Regions from separate parts of the Mus musculus genome. Here all the other regions are linked to region 2. Evidence: chromatin loops called from intact Hi-C (ENCODE). Cell type or tissue: heart. All regions are shown on one strand.

Region 1 (5,000 bases), 630 kb after region 2:
CATGTGACCTTGTTCCTCATCTGTAAAATGGGCACATTCTCATCTGCTGAAAGGTGAGTGGGCTGCTGTCAGGACAATGTCTTTGTGGCTTGCATCCTTTGCAAGAGCCCCACAGGGAGGGATGGCAGATGCCAGCTGCCTGCTTTGCTTTCAAGCCCTCAAACCCACTTTGTCACAAAGCACAGGCCTCTCGTGGTAACCACCCACACCATCAGCTCAAACCCAGGTATTTCCCAGGCCTGCCTCACTTGGTGGCTGTTTATAGGGGCTTTTTGGTTTTTTTCATTTTTCTTTGTTTTTTCTTTTGAGCTCAGGTTAAAGGGAGGGAAAGAAAAGTGAGAAAGGGGGGTCCCCCTGCCGCCCCCCCCACCCCGTAACTGCTCCAGTTTCATCTCATCAAGACAAGAATCTAAACAGTTTCTGGAAAGTACCCTTGTACAGAGGCAGCTGCGAGGGAGAAAAAACAGCCATGAGCATCTCATTGATTCCCTCTGCATCATGGCTGTGTCCTTCTCAGACTTCGCTTGTTTTCCTCCTGCTGGTGCGGTCCTGCTTCCCCACAAATTCTCCTCTCTCTGTCTTAGAGAGCAAGGCTCAATCCCTACTTCCCAAGGATAGTGGATCTTTAAGAGGAAGATGTCAGGGTACTTAGTAGGCCAAGCAGTAGGTGGAAAGACAACAGGATTTGAGGTAAGGCAGGCCTGGGTCTGAGTCCCAGTTCAGTTAGTGTGTGACCTGCAGAAGTTGACTTTCCAAGTCTCAGTTTCCTCATCTGTGAAATGGGAGAGTTTATATCCTATTAACAGACCGCTGTGGGGGCCCTGAAGCACACTCACAACATCTGGAGCTGCTTGTGTGTTTACTTTGCGCTGCAATGACATGTGTAGACAGGTCATACAGTGGGAGGGAAAGCCCTAGAAATCTCCAGGACCCATGTGTTATCTCACACACGATTCACTTCTAATTCCCATTTACCTGGCAGAGTGCTATGAAAATATAAAAATGTGATATGGTCAAGCAATAGAGTGTAAATACATTCCACTTCATAACACCAATAAATACACAGATCTTTTCGAGATAACTAGATCTTCAAGTGTGTGTTTGAACAAATCCACAAGAAGAGAAAAGTACCATAGAGGGGGCCTGTGCCCTCAGCACAGTCCCTACCGCCTACAAAGAAGCCATAACACAACCAAAATACTTGTATATTTTATGTCAAATTGACACAAGCTAGAGCCACCAGAGAGGAGGAAGCCTCAGGTGAGAAACTGCCTCCTTAAGATCGGGCTGTTGGCAAACCTTTAAGGCATTTTAATTCATGATTGATCGTGGAGGGCCCAGCTCAATATGGGTGGTACCATCCCTGGCTGGTGGTCTTAGATGGTATAAAAAAAAAGCAGGCTGGGCAAGCCAGTAAGCTGCACCCCTCCGTGGCCTCTGCATCAGTTCCTGCCTCCAGGTTCTGCCATGCGTGAGTTCCTGCCCTCACTGCCTTTGATAATGAGCTGTTCTATGGAACTGTGAATGCAACAACCCCTTTCCTCCCCGAGTTGCTTTTGGCCATGGTGTTTCATTACAGCAGCAGTAGTAACACTAAGACACTTGACTTTGGTTCTGAAAAGGTTTCCGTATTGAATGCGCCACCTCTCTTACGCAGTTTAAGAAGCCCTCGGCTATCTGGAAGCTTTCCGACACCTGAACACCACGGATACTTCTGAAAAGCACACAGCAAAGATTGGTGTGAAGAAGCTAGGCCTTGAAGGATCCTTCCCTGGGAGGCTAAGCGGGAGCCCGGCAGCTCTGAATCTCCTCTGGCAAGCACAGACTCCATGGAGAGTCCTCTAAACCACTTCCGGCAACAGCACAGGGCGCAGTCGCTACAGCTCTGGGGTGAGTTCTTTCTCTGTAGCACTCAGCCCTTAGGCTGTGAAAAGCATGTTGCTTCCCCAGGCTCCTTAGTGTTCTGCTTTGAGTCTGAAATGGCGCCTGCAAGTTCATGTGCTTTAATACCTGGTCCCTAATCGAGGCTATTGCACTATTGAGAAGTTATAGAACATTTGGGATGCGAGGCTGGCTGGGTTATGTTGGCTGGACTCTGCATGTGATACACATCTCTGGTCCTGGCCCTAGATGTCCTCCTCTTTCTGACCTGCCTTGCTGTGAACAGGCGTGATACCTCAAGCCCCAGCCATGGCAGATGGAACCACTTCAGCTGCTATGCCACCTCTGGCATAATAAATTGTACCCTTTGAACCATGAACCAAGATAAATCTTTCCCCCTTTAAGCTGTTTTTTTTTAAGATTTATTTTTATTTATGTGTATGTGTGTGGTGGGGGTGGTGCAGAGACCAGAGGAAGTGTTGTAGCCCCTGGAACAGGAGTTAGAGGCAGTTTTGAATCTCATGATGTAGAAATGAACTCAGGTCTTCTAGAAAAGCAGCAGATACTCTTAATCTTGGGGGCGTCTCCCCAGCCCCCTCTTATGTGGTTTCTAATCAAACAAGAAGACAGTACACTTATTAAAGTCATTCCTGAGATATGAAGTGTGGGAAGGATGCTCTATTTCAAGGTCCTGGGATATTCATCTGTCTCAAAAGCTGTGATAAGCCTCTACTCAGACCAACTCAGAACTCAGGCCATTCCTATTTTTCACCTTCAAAACCAAACAACTACAAAAGGAGGAATAGAAGAAGTGAACCAGGAAGTTTGGGACATCACATTTGCTAGAAGAGGAGTCAGGTTGGATCAGTGGGGGTCACAGCAATGTTGATGCTGCAGTGGAGAACTGAGATCAATGGGCACTGATTGACAGCTCTCTCTGCCCTAGCTTACTGGTGTCACAAACAGCAAAGTCAGACACTGGAATGGTTAGGGTGTATTTTAATCAATAAGACCAGTGTGGTAGGGAATAGAATCCAGGACAGACCGAATGCAACCTTGATTTGTGTGCTGTGAAGGGAGAAAGAAGAAACGAGGGACAAGTGGGGAACAGTAGAGTCAGGAAGAAGGCGGCTGGATCATAAGACACACACCTACCTGGGTCTGTTACCTGGGACTTACTGAAAGTGGTGCCCACACTTACTGAAAGTGGCGCCCCCTGCTGGGTTGAAAAGGAAGGAAGGCTTTTTTGGCAGCCTTGAGTTCTCTTCAGCAGGTGCTTGAAGTCTGATAGGGTCAGCCCAGGCCTTGAGCTATTAGAACTTACACCGGCTTTCCAGAGTAAGGTTAAGGTCTAAGTAGGGACCTTATGGCTAGAGCTGGTTAAAGAAGTACTTTTCACCTCACTCTTCCCCCCACCTTTTTTTCTCTCATGCCAAGTGTTATGATTAAAAATTGTGAGCCAGGGGTTGGGTACCTTTGGTGACCAGTGCCAAGGTGAACCTCTGAGAAATTACACCATGCAACACATCTAGCTTAAGAGGTTTATTGGGGAGAGGAGAGGAATGAGAACAAGAGGAGAGATAGATATTGACAAGGAGATGGAGGAGAGCACAGAGAGAGAGAAAGACAGAGAGACAGAGGGAGACAAAGAGACAGAGAGAAACACAGAGAGGGGCGGGCAAAGACGAGATGGGGGAGACAGAGAGTCAGAGAGACAGGGACAGAGAGAGAGAGAACGGGAGAACTGGAGAAGGCAAAGGGACAAAGAGAGATGCTGGATGGCTGGGGTCCATTTATCCACAGTATTCACCTGGCAGCAGCCGCTGCTAGGTCCCTGAGCAGGTCAGTGGAATCTCCTGTATACTAACAGAGAGTGTCTTCAAAGGGGATCCTCTCTGTGGGACTCAGTGCTAAGCTCGGCTCACTTGTTGAGATGCTTGAGATGCTCGGGGAGAGGAGAACGCCTGTTACTAGGAGGTAATGAGGAGGTCCTTCGCAGACAGCCACATTCTGAGCTTGGAATTTAGTGCACACCCAGGTTCTGTTCCTTACTGTGGACCAGCCCGTTGTTTCCTCCTGTGAGCCTCCATTTCTTCACTCACCTGTGAAATGAGGGAGAGACCTTTTTCTTTGGACTTGTGGATTAGAAAATCCTTGAGCCAAGCAAACAGCATTTAATGAGCAGCTAATACATATTCATTTCTTTATCTCTGGAGCAAAGTTCAGAAAGTGCTTGATTTAATAAGCAAGTCAAATTCCAAAATTCTTGCATTTTTAGTCGTCTGTGACCTAGAAAACCTTTCTACTGAGGTTCCCAAGACCACTCCCAAACACCTCACTTACGCAGATGCTGCTCTGTGCTCCCTATAAGCACAGATGCAAAAACGTCTTTGGCAGATCTTTCAACATGCACGATTTCCGCAAGTGAGAGAGGTGGGTCTGTGACGCGGTCCGTGGTGAAGATGCTTCTGAGAGAGAAAGCCTGCATCCTAAGCGCGTGTATCTGCTCTCTCACCTTCCCCTGGGGTTCTCTGTGAATCTTACACATCCTAGCTGATGCCAGGGCAACTTAGGTTCACACCCTGGCTCTCCCCCTCCACTTGGTAATTTTGTGACGCGGGTTAGTTCTCTCCGCTTCTGTTTCCCCCTCTGTGAAATGGATTAAGGACAGTGTGTTGCCCTCAAGGTCCTCTTCAAAGACTTCGATGTAAGAGGGTAAAACTGTGTGGCAGAGATCAGGACAGGTCCTAGACTAAACAGCACCGCTCGGTATTCCTCTGTGCTACGGGGCGGTACCCAAGCTGAGCTCAGAAAATACTCGCGGCATTGACCTAATGAAAGACTGTGGGGGCGACATTGCCCCTGCCTACTTTGTCCTTGGTTGTCTGAGGAGATACCCAGTTCAGGATAGAAGGTGGACAAGGAGCAGGCTCACGTGACCTACCCACAGCCAGAGCAGGGATGGAGCCAGGGAAAACAGACCTGTTGCTGGACACACTTGAAACTTCTCTCTGGAAAACTTCGAAGGAAGTTTTCTTAGTCCTAAAACTTCTGAGTAGGTTGATTAAAATCCACCAGTGCATATCTGATACTGAGGAAATATCACAGGAATTCTTGGC
Region 2 (5,000 bases):
TCCATTTGGGTATACTTGAGGTAGATTAGCCACACACACCAAGCCATTTAGGGCTGGGTCTAGCCTCCTCCTCCCTATACCTGGTGATAATTCCGTGCTGACATCCTTCCATTCACGTCTCAGTGAATTGAGGTTCTACATGCAGATGTCCACCAGGGCAGGCAGAAAAGAGGGGCTCCCTTTTTTCAGTTTCCAAGCGCTATTCACTCTGTTATTTAAAAAAATGTGGGCAGGAGAGATGGCTCAGCGGCTAAGAGCACTGGCTGCTCTTCCAGAGGTCCTGAATTCAAATCCCAGCAACCACATGGTAGCTCACAACCATCTGTAGTGGGATCCGATGTCTTCTTCTGGTGTGTCTGAAGACGGAGACAGTGTACTCATATATATAATAAATCTGTAGATGGAACCCAGGGCCTTGAACATACATTTTAAGCAAGTGCTCTCTAAGTGAATCATATTCCCAGCCTAGTTTTTTGTTTTTTGGGTTTTTTTTTGTTTGTTTTTGTTTTTTGAGAAACAGCCTTGATATATAACTAATTCTGGACTTGAGGTCAAAATTGCCTTGCTTCTACTTCCTAAATATTAGGATTATAGGTGTCTGCCACCACCCCTGTCTAGTTCATACACATCTTCACCCTTCCCATCAATGAACTCCCTGCCTTGGTCCCGTTGCTCAATCTCCATTCAGATGCAATGGAGCAGCGGGCTTGTCTCACACCTCTGACATCCATTTCCTTTCCCTTCGTGTCCAAAAAGGGTCCGAATAGAGCCGAGTGTCCCATACCTCAGATCCTATCCCTTTCCTCCCTTGAGTTTATTGATGGTCCCTACTGGTATCCAAACAAAGCCGAATGGGCCTAAGGTCCTTTCTGGAGATCTTGGTTGGGCAGCCTGGATGTGTGAGGACAGTCCTCCTGGCTGTCTCTCAGTTATGTCTTCCTTTCCCATCAAGGTTCTGCTCTTATGTGTGGATAGGGCCCCTGCCCTTCAGTCATAACTCAAAGTATCCATGGTATATCCCTGTCAGTTCTTATGAAGCTATCAGTCAGCATCATTCACATGTATAGCCCAAGTTTCTAACAGCTCTGGGTACATCGATTCCTCCTCTTCTTCTTCCTCCTTCTCCTCTCCTTCCTCTTCCTCCTCTTCTTCAACTCACTTTTATTTTATTTTTTCGATTCATTCATTCATTCATTCATTCATTCACTCATTTACTTTATATCCCAATCACAGTGTCCTTCTCTTCCCAGTCCCCCTCACACCACACTTCCCCCAACCTCTCCCTTCACCTCTGAGAAGGGGGGGGGAGTCCCCCCTGGGTACCAACCCACCCTGTGACCTCAAGTCACTGCAGCACTAGGCACATCCTCTCCCAGTGAGGCCAGACAAGGCAGCCCAGTTAGGAGAATGGAATTCACAGGCAGGCAACAGAGTCAGGGACAGCCCCTGCTCCAGTTATTGGGACCTGCATGAAGAACAAGCTGCATCTGGGGGCGGCTAGGTCCAGCCCTTGTATGCCCTTTGGTTGTCTCTGGGAACCCCCAAGGGTACAGGTTAGTTGACTCTGATGGTCTTCTACGGAGTCCCCTCCAGCTCCCCCATCGGGACTATCCTTATGTCATGGTTACTAAGATTCTCTTGCTGTCCCACACTCATTGGTAGTTTCTCCTCTTTTGCTGTTGTGAACACAGCTTCCTGTTCAGGGTTCCCTGCAGGGCTGTCCACATCCCCCTCCCCTCCCTCGGTCTCTCACCTCTTCCTACACATCTCAGACACATCTTCCTCGTAGGAGAGAAGTCTCCTCGTGTCTTGAATATTTCTTAATTCTATATGCTCTTGACAACTGGTTTGTTCTTCAAAAATGGACTCTAAAGCTCTGGGCGCTGTGCCCTGATCTGGAGACAAGGCAGGAGAAAAGCTGGTACCAGGAATCCACAATTCCTGGCTTGCCTCTTTCTCCTCTGCTTTGGGGATGTTAGCCAGCCAGTGCCAACTCTGGGCTGGCTCCTTTGTTTCTGGCCTTGGTTTCAGGTTTCTTCTTGTGACACTGAGTTACACGGAAGAAAAGAAGGAAGGACCATTTTCTGTGAAGATATGGCTTCAATTGCCAGATTTCTATGAAAATGGTTTCCTATGAAATCTTCATATCCTTCCTACCTCTGTTCTGACAGAGCCAGGAAAATGGGCCGGGCCTTCTTTCTACTGCGTTCTATATTTATCCCCATCCTCAACCCTGGCTTTGCACGAGAAATCAGAGCCCTCTACAGACCTTTCCACCCAAGCTCACAACAGTCTTCTCCTTTTTAATCAGTCACTGAAAAATTTCCCACCCCCAAATTGACACATTCGAGGAAAAGAAGGTCTTCTCACCCATGAGTTTATTTGCGCAATGAGCCTCGAAGAACATTCTAGTAATTGTGTGCATTTCCAGGATGCCACAGAATTTCACTGAAAAACAATAAAACTAGATTAGTTTCCCCCCTTTCCCTTAGAAAATAAGGGGAGTATAGGATTAGACCACAAGCATATTAGTAAAGGGGATGGGGCTCTGATGACACACCTGACACCCAAGCTTAGTCAGATGAAACTGCTTCTCTGTATTAGTAAGTTGTGTTAGTATCTATCGTTCAAAAGCATAGATTTTTAAATCTTAATTGTTTTGCTTGTGTGCTCACATGGGTGTGCCTGCCGTTGTACGAGCAGTGTAGACACATGGATGTGGTCAGAGGACAACCTTGGGTGTCAGTTCTTGCTTCTTGCCTCCCTTTAAATGAAGTCTTCATGCTCGCTGCTTCACAGGCTAGGCCAAGAGGCTCGTGAACCGCTAGAGCCGCATGTCTTTGCCTCCCATCTCCCGGTAGGGGGCGCTAAGAACACAGACGTGGGCAGCTGCCTCCAGCTATACATGAGTTCCGAGGAGATCTCTCCTCCATATTTGTGCCCTAAGTACTTTTTACCCACTGAACTACCTCCTGGCCTCTAAATACAGTTTTAAAGTACATTCAAAAAGAAAGATTAACAAGGTAGAAGAGAACTGACTGAAGTAACTTTCACTGATCAACCTGTCTGGGAAGTGTTCTCATGTCGTGGTGACCCCCAACCGTAGCATTATTTTTGTTGCTACTTCCTAACTGTAATTTTGCTACTGTAATGAACCGCAATGTAAATATCTGTGTTTTCTGATGGTCTTAGGCGACCCCTGTGAAGAGGTTGCTCGACCTCCGATGGGCGCGCAACCTACAGGTTGAGAACCACGGACACAGATGGTCTGCCCAAGGCTGCATGTGGAACACAGGCTCATTTCGCTTTTTTTCTGTTAGGTGTCATGGGCCTGTGTCTGTTAACCCCGTTTTTTGGGCTCTTTCCATATAAAGGAAATGCTAGGAATCGTTAGTACAGCAATTGTTGTGAAGTCACAGCTGGTTCATGCAAAGTTTATTGTTCTTTGCCGGCAGCACCCCTTTATAATCAGATCTCTTGTGTTTACAAGGATATGGAAGGTTTTCAGGCAATTTAATGAAAACCATTTGGTCAGTGTTTCATTTGTAGAAGGGCAACTTGCCTAATGATTGATTCATTGAATTTATCATGTTTTGTAGTTGGATAAATTTGCTACTCATACTGATGTCTTTCGCTGTAAGCAGAGTCTTCTGGCAAGGTTTCATTAACTGAGATTCAGTGTTGTCTCATAATATTTATTATGTTAGCTTCAATTTATTTTATTTTATTTTATTTTATTTTATTTTATTTTATTTTATTTCATTTATTAGTATTTCCAAACCCAGGTTTCTCTGTATAACAGCCCTGGCTGTCCTGTCACTCACAGAGATCTGCCTCTCCCTTCTAACTATTGGGATTAAAAGCGTGGGCCACTACTCCCAGCTTAGCTTCAGTTTTGTTTAAAAGCTATCAGAATAGAAGTAATATAGTTCCCTTATGAATGACTATAGTTAAAAACCAATAAGTCACATTTATCATCAGGAACTCTACCTTAGAATTTCAAATGAAAAAATAAAGATTACCCCTTTAGTTTGGATAACTTTTTGTGGAGCTATCTTTCTCCTCAGTCCCCACTGGTCATTTCTAACGGCCATACTAAAATCTAAAGTTTTGTATAATTCCAAGTTTCCCCATCATCTCTAGTTTAATTCTTATTTTTTTCTTATTCTGCATTTTAACCTTTTAGAAATATTTCTTTGATTGTAAATTATGTCTCTGTGTACGGGGGTAGGGGGAAGCTATGTGCAGGAGAGGAGCCCAGAGAGTCCAGAAGAGGTGTGTGTGGGGTGTCAGGTCCCCTAGAGCTGGAGTTACCTGTGGTTGTCAGTCCCCAGGCATGGATGCTGGGAACTGATGAACTAGAGTCCCGCAAAAGTGGCATGTGCCTTTACCTTTTAAAATATTTCTCTAGCCCCCTGCACGATTGTCTGTTTATATTTTAATTATTTTGACTCTATAGTCACAATTACTTTGTTATTATGATATGGTAGATTAAACTTTAGGCAATATTCATATTGTCTTCTATAATAACATCATGAGGTTTTAGACCCTTGAAAACACTCACCTGCCCACAACGAATATTTCTGCCAACCACCAGCGCACCTACATATTGCTATGGCTGTTTGTTTGTTAGAATCCAGATGTGTTTGTACAGATTGCTCACTGACTGGAGTAGCTTATCAAGTTAGCCACTCACTGATCTCTTCCACGGTCCTGTAGTTACAATTCAGTAATAGAGTCATAATTTGAAAGCGGTAGTGTCGTGTATCACCCGTTTTGTAACCTGCTCATCAAATGTCAGCGTCTTCAGTCCACATGTGAGGTTCTGAGGGTCTTGCTCTTTTGCATAAAACATAAGCAAAGCACTCACTGGATGAACTATTTAACAAACTGGTGAATTGTGGAAATCAACAAGGCATGGGTTAAGTTGAAGACAAATGGAAGAAAGATGCAGGGTCTGTGACTTTGTGATTAAATCCACATAGCCTGTCTCACTACAC
Region 3 (5,000 bases), 640 kb after region 2:
GACATTGAATAGCATAAACAGGTTGTGTCACGAGCTTGTCACAAGCCTAGCTGAAGGCCTATGTGCATATTCATAAATAAATAAATAAAGCCTGTGGTGGCAATGGCAGGAGTCTTTGAAATCTCTAGGCCAGGCCCCAGTAACAAAACCATGTCTCCTAATTCTCCCCGAATAACTAACTGGAGACCAAGTATTCAAACTGCGACTTATGGGGGACATCCCAGGAACCACACTCACAAAGACACAAAGGGGTAAAAAGAGTTGAAAACTTTAAACATAAAGTTGGATTGGAATGCCCATTTGCATATCCCCTGTCCTGGTTTGAATTCCTCGGGGCAATATCAAACACAGAATGTTACATATTATCTATTTGGTCTCATAAAGGAAGATAGGGTTCACCCTGACCTAAGTGGGTATTGCACATTATGTGTAGGTTTTGAACGACAAGCCACGTTCTATGAAAGCGACAAGTGAATGTGAGACGAAGTTGTTTGCTATAATAAATACTCGTGACACAGTGGTCATAAGCCCTTAAAACTATGAAAACATTTCTACATTACAGAAAGCCCCTTTCTGTTAAGCTTTCTGATGACAAGACAGAAAAAATATCTTTGTAAATACCTACTGAACTACGCAATTTCATTGTAAGATGTAGGTGGCACTGTCCTGTGGGTCAGCTAAGGCCAATGTGTGTGGTGGAGCGCTTCCATTTCTGATTTCTGTTTTGGCTGTGAGTTCCAGCTGTGCTACGCCCTTCCAGCGTAAGGGAAGAAAGATGTAAAGAAATACTTTGAGAGCCATGTGCAGGTGTCTTATGAAACATAGCTCTGAAAAGATGGTTTTGAAGTTCCTTTCCACTCCTGTAGCTGAGCTGCTGCCATGAGAATTCTCACCCCCAGTGACCGACCGGCCCGTCTGACCTCAGACAACAAGCCGGAGTGTTTTAGTTACTGTCAAAATCTACTTTCACTTCTGGATCTTGTGAAATTTCAGGATCATAATCGAAATGTACGAAGGGAAAAAAATCCACTTTCAATAAAAAAATTATTTGGATAAAGGATTTGAGATACGATTTTCATCAGTGTGTGCTTTTTTATTATGCATAGTACATTTACTATTTAAATCACATTCTTGGTCTTTATTTTTATGGTCCACTTAAAATTATTGCTAATGACTTCTTGTGATCATAAACTGTTCTGGTCTTGTTTAGTAAGAATTGTGTCCTGCTTTTGTGGGTAAGGAAGTATGGACAGTATTTTCTTAGCTCTAGGAATCCTGATAATGTCTCCTTGCTTTCTCATGCAAGCAATAATATTGGCTTCCCGTAAACATTTCATGCCATACACCACGTTATGTTCAAAGTTCTAAATATACTTCCAGCGTCTCCTGGCAGTTATTGATGTGGGTCAAAAGGCTGAAGCCCACGGATTTTGCATTTCTCTCTAACTTTAAAAGCGTTGCAGTATTGACTTTGGAAAATAAAACACTTCTGAAAGAAACAGCTTTCATTTGAACTATAATTAATTTGCCTTGGGCATTATGGGGGCAGATATTTTCCATTTCAGAAAGTTGTTCTAATTTTTATGGATGTTGTTTTAACTCAGTTGTTCTAGATGGTTCTGTGTTCTCTGACATCTTCTCATCACTCTTCCTTGTTATCCAGTGCTGCACTTCCTGGGGCGTGGAGGGGGCGGGTTGCGCTCTAGTTAACGGTGAAGGACTGATTCCAGCTGATGGTTATGGGAATAGAGCCCACCTTGGCAGGGATGGGGCGGTGTTGATGCTCCTCTTCCAAAGGTCCTGAGTTCAAATCCCAGCAACCACATGGTGGCTCACAACCATCCTAACAAGATCTGACGCCCTCTTCTGGAGTGTCTGAATATAGCTACAGTGTACTTACATATAATAAATAAATAAATCTTTTTTTAAAAATTTAAAAAGATACAATGAAGACAGAAGAAGAAAAGAAGAAAACAGACAAACATTTAAATATATACAGCATACAATTTTGTATAAATAAATCTATTTTCTGTTCTATTTACATATTAGAATATTCCATGCATGTACATATTTAACATCTAAATGTTGAACATATGTTAAATGGCTTTTAAATACATATTTAAACTCTCTGTTGCTGAGATAAATACTCATTTTTTAACTCCACTGGTTTTGTTTAAAACACTTTAAACACTCCCCTACACCCCCCACTCCCCACTTCTGCATCCCTTGAATTTCCACTGAATTTACCTTTGAGTTAGTAATATGAACAAACTTGAGAGGTTTGGCTGACCGTGGCAGTGCAAGCTGTAGACAGTAGCTCGATACAAACCTAAGATGGGAAGAGAATCACTGCAATAAGCCTTTTGATATTTCACAGCTGGGATTAAGATTGTATTTTGGAACTATGGCGCCACCTGGTGGCCATTCTCTTGTTGCCGTTTAACATTTCTATTTTAGACCCCCACCTCTTTGGTAACTTGTACTTGAACACCCTTTGGTCAGGAACCCTAGTATACTATTAAGTAGCAATGTGTGGCCAACTGGACCTGGAAGGCCTCCGCTTGTTCGCTTGCTTGTTAGCACAGGTACCTGGAAATTCTGCAGGTCTAGGTAGAGTACGGGAACAGGGGACAGGAGAGACTTTACATCTTGGTTTTTCACAAGAGCCCTATTATAGCTCTGGCTTTCCCAGAAGCCAACTCCTGTGATTGGATGAGGGACTAATGAGACTAAAAATCAAGCACAAGCCTGCTTGGATAGCTGAGGGAACAACAGGTCTTCTCCAAAGAGGGAGAGGCTTGGGAGATAGCCCCAAGGGGAGGGGACACATCCTCACAACGCGTCACGCACAATAAAGGACTTCATCTAAACATCCATCAGAATCACACAGAGTTTTAAAGACAACCATGCTCAATGCATGCAAGAATGTTAAGGAAAGCTGGTGATTTCCCCAGCAGGTTGATTTGGGGGTTAATTCTTTGGCAATATTAAGAGTTTTGAGGGGCTGGAGAGATGGTTCAGAGGTTAAGAGCACTGGCTATTCTTCAAGAGAGGTCCTGAGTTCAATTCCCAGCAACCAAATGGGACTCATAATAATCTATACTGGGATCTGATGCCCTCTTCTGCCATCCAGACATACATGCAGACAGAATACTGTATCTATAATCAATCAATCAATCAATCAATCAATCAACAATAAATAAATCTTTTTTAAAAAAGATGTTTGAAAACAATCATTGCCTTTTTGTTGAATCTCAACCATAAAGGTAGAAAAGTGGGTCTGTAGGAGGAGAGCTGGCGGCCATCTGTTTAGCTTTAGTAAAGACTAAATATTATGGTATGTATGTTGTACTGTTGCAAAAGGTGGCATGTGCTCAAGGGTTGGTCACTGTCTTAGGGTTTCTATTGCTGTGATGAAACACCATCATAAAAAGCCAAAAGCCACTTGGGGGAAGAAAGGGTTTATTTGGCTTAGATGTCCTGAGTCATAGAGTCCATTAAGGGAATCCAAGGCAGATTCTCAAACTGTGCAAGAACCTGGAGGCAGGAGCTGATGCAGAGGCCGTGGAGGGGCGCTGCTCACTGACTTCTCCTCATAGCTTGCTCAGCCGGTTTGCTCATAGAACCCAGGACCACCAGTCTAGTCCCCCATCCATTGTTAATTCAAAGGACACCCAACATGCTTGCGGACAGCCAGGTCTTACGGAGGCATTTTCTCAGTTGAGATTTTCTCCTCTTAGATGACTACGGCAGCTTGTGTCAAGCTGATAGAGAACTAACCAGCACAGTCACCAACCGGGGATACCATTGGAAGATACTGTAGTCTTTGCCGGAAGAAAGCAGGATATTGGACAAGGTATCCCATTGACGGGGGAACCGGAACTGCAACGGATGTTTTCCTTGTTTGTTTTTGTTTGTTTGTTTGTTTCTCTATTGCTATAGTGAGCAGCTATGTTCCACTGAGTCTCTCTTACCATCATACGCTCCCTTCCATTAGCTCCAGAAAATGAGCCTACAAAGGAAAGAATGAAACCTCTGTACCCATGAGCCAAGATAAAACCTCTCAGGTCATAAGCCATCCTGGGTGTTTTATCACAGGGATGGAGAGCTAGTGTATAGCCAGAATCCGTGTTACTTTACTATTTTGACATGGTGTCCATCTTCAAATAGAATACTGTGTGAAAGTCAAATATACAAATGGGTGGACTGAATATAAAGGGTTCTGCTCTGGCAATAACCTCCACCCTATTATCGGCACAGTCCCCAGCTTCACAGAGACATTACCGGGGCACTTCCATAGTTAAAGCATGTTCTATGGTACAGTGGGACATCCCTGCCTCCATCGACCCTGGATGTTAATGCTAAACCCTTTTCTGGGAGCTCTGAAATCATGGCTGAGTCTCTCATGGGTCTCTTCTGCATTCCAGAGCACACCAAGTTTTTCATTCTGACCTTGATTTTGCTACCACTAAAATGTTTGTCTCGGGACATTAGAAACAACGCCAGGCCATTGGACACCTCACTGTCATTGGAACCACAAAGCTGTGTCAACCCATCTAGCATACATAGTCTTCCCTCGTGAGAGATCTTTAGACTCCTGGATACAACCTAAAACAAACAAGCAAAAACCAGAAAAGCAACTTAAGTAAATGAGAACGTCCAACAACCCCACTATCGATGGAAATGAATATTTCTGGTGTGTTTTCTTTCAACATTTATCTATGTGATATGTACAGCTAAAATACTTGTGCAAGATATGCAAGGTTACTAATACAATATTAATTTATTTTCTGACGCTGTAAGTCAATACCACTGACTGGTTAGTCTAGAAAGAATGTTTATTTGGTTCAAAGTTCTAGAGGCTGCGACGTGCAAGATCAAGATGGTGGCATCTACTGAGAGCCGCCTTCTTGCATCACAGCGTGGGAGGGTACCCCATGACAAGATAAAGCAAGCATGTCCGCACACATCTCGCTCCCTCTTCTTTTTTTTCCCCCATT

The links. A loop is a pair of places that touch in the nucleus more often than their neighbours do. Peaks named below come from ENCODE experiments on the same cell type or tissue, not always from the same donor. Only the 100,000 strongest peaks of a DNase experiment are listed, where the experiment ranks them.
Region 1: it touches region 2 in a loop (2.4-fold over the local background); 2 of 42 quality-filtered maps call a loop at or near these places.
Region 3: it touches region 2 in a loop (3-fold over the local background); 4 of 42 quality-filtered maps call a loop at or near these places.

Annotation. Positions count from the first base shown.
Region 1 is chr8:46,943,281-46,948,280 of GRCm38, forward strand. It overlaps a transcript of Enpp6 not described here. Among named protein-coding and RNA genes, the nearest start is that of Enpp6, 41 kb to the right of the region's middle. In heart, a CTCF peak has its summit at 3,106 (motif pointing left); no DNase peak of the experiment used is centred here; H3K27me3 peaks cover 1,373 bases.
Region 2 is chr8:46,308,500-46,313,499 of GRCm38, forward strand. All of the region lies in intron 3 of Gm39168 (a long non-coding RNA gene), which reads left to right. Among named protein-coding and RNA genes, the nearest start is that of Gm39168, 9.4 kb to the left of the region's middle. In heart, no CTCF peak of the experiment used is centred here; a DNase peak (open chromatin) is centred at 2,832; H3K27me3 peaks cover 248 bases.
Region 3 is chr8:46,951,213-46,956,212 of GRCm38, forward strand. It overlaps a transcript of Enpp6 not described here. Among named protein-coding and RNA genes, the nearest start is that of Enpp6, 33 kb to the right of the region's middle. In heart, CTCF peaks have their summits at 1,784 and 2,448 (motif pointing left); a DNase peak (open chromatin) is centred at 2,479.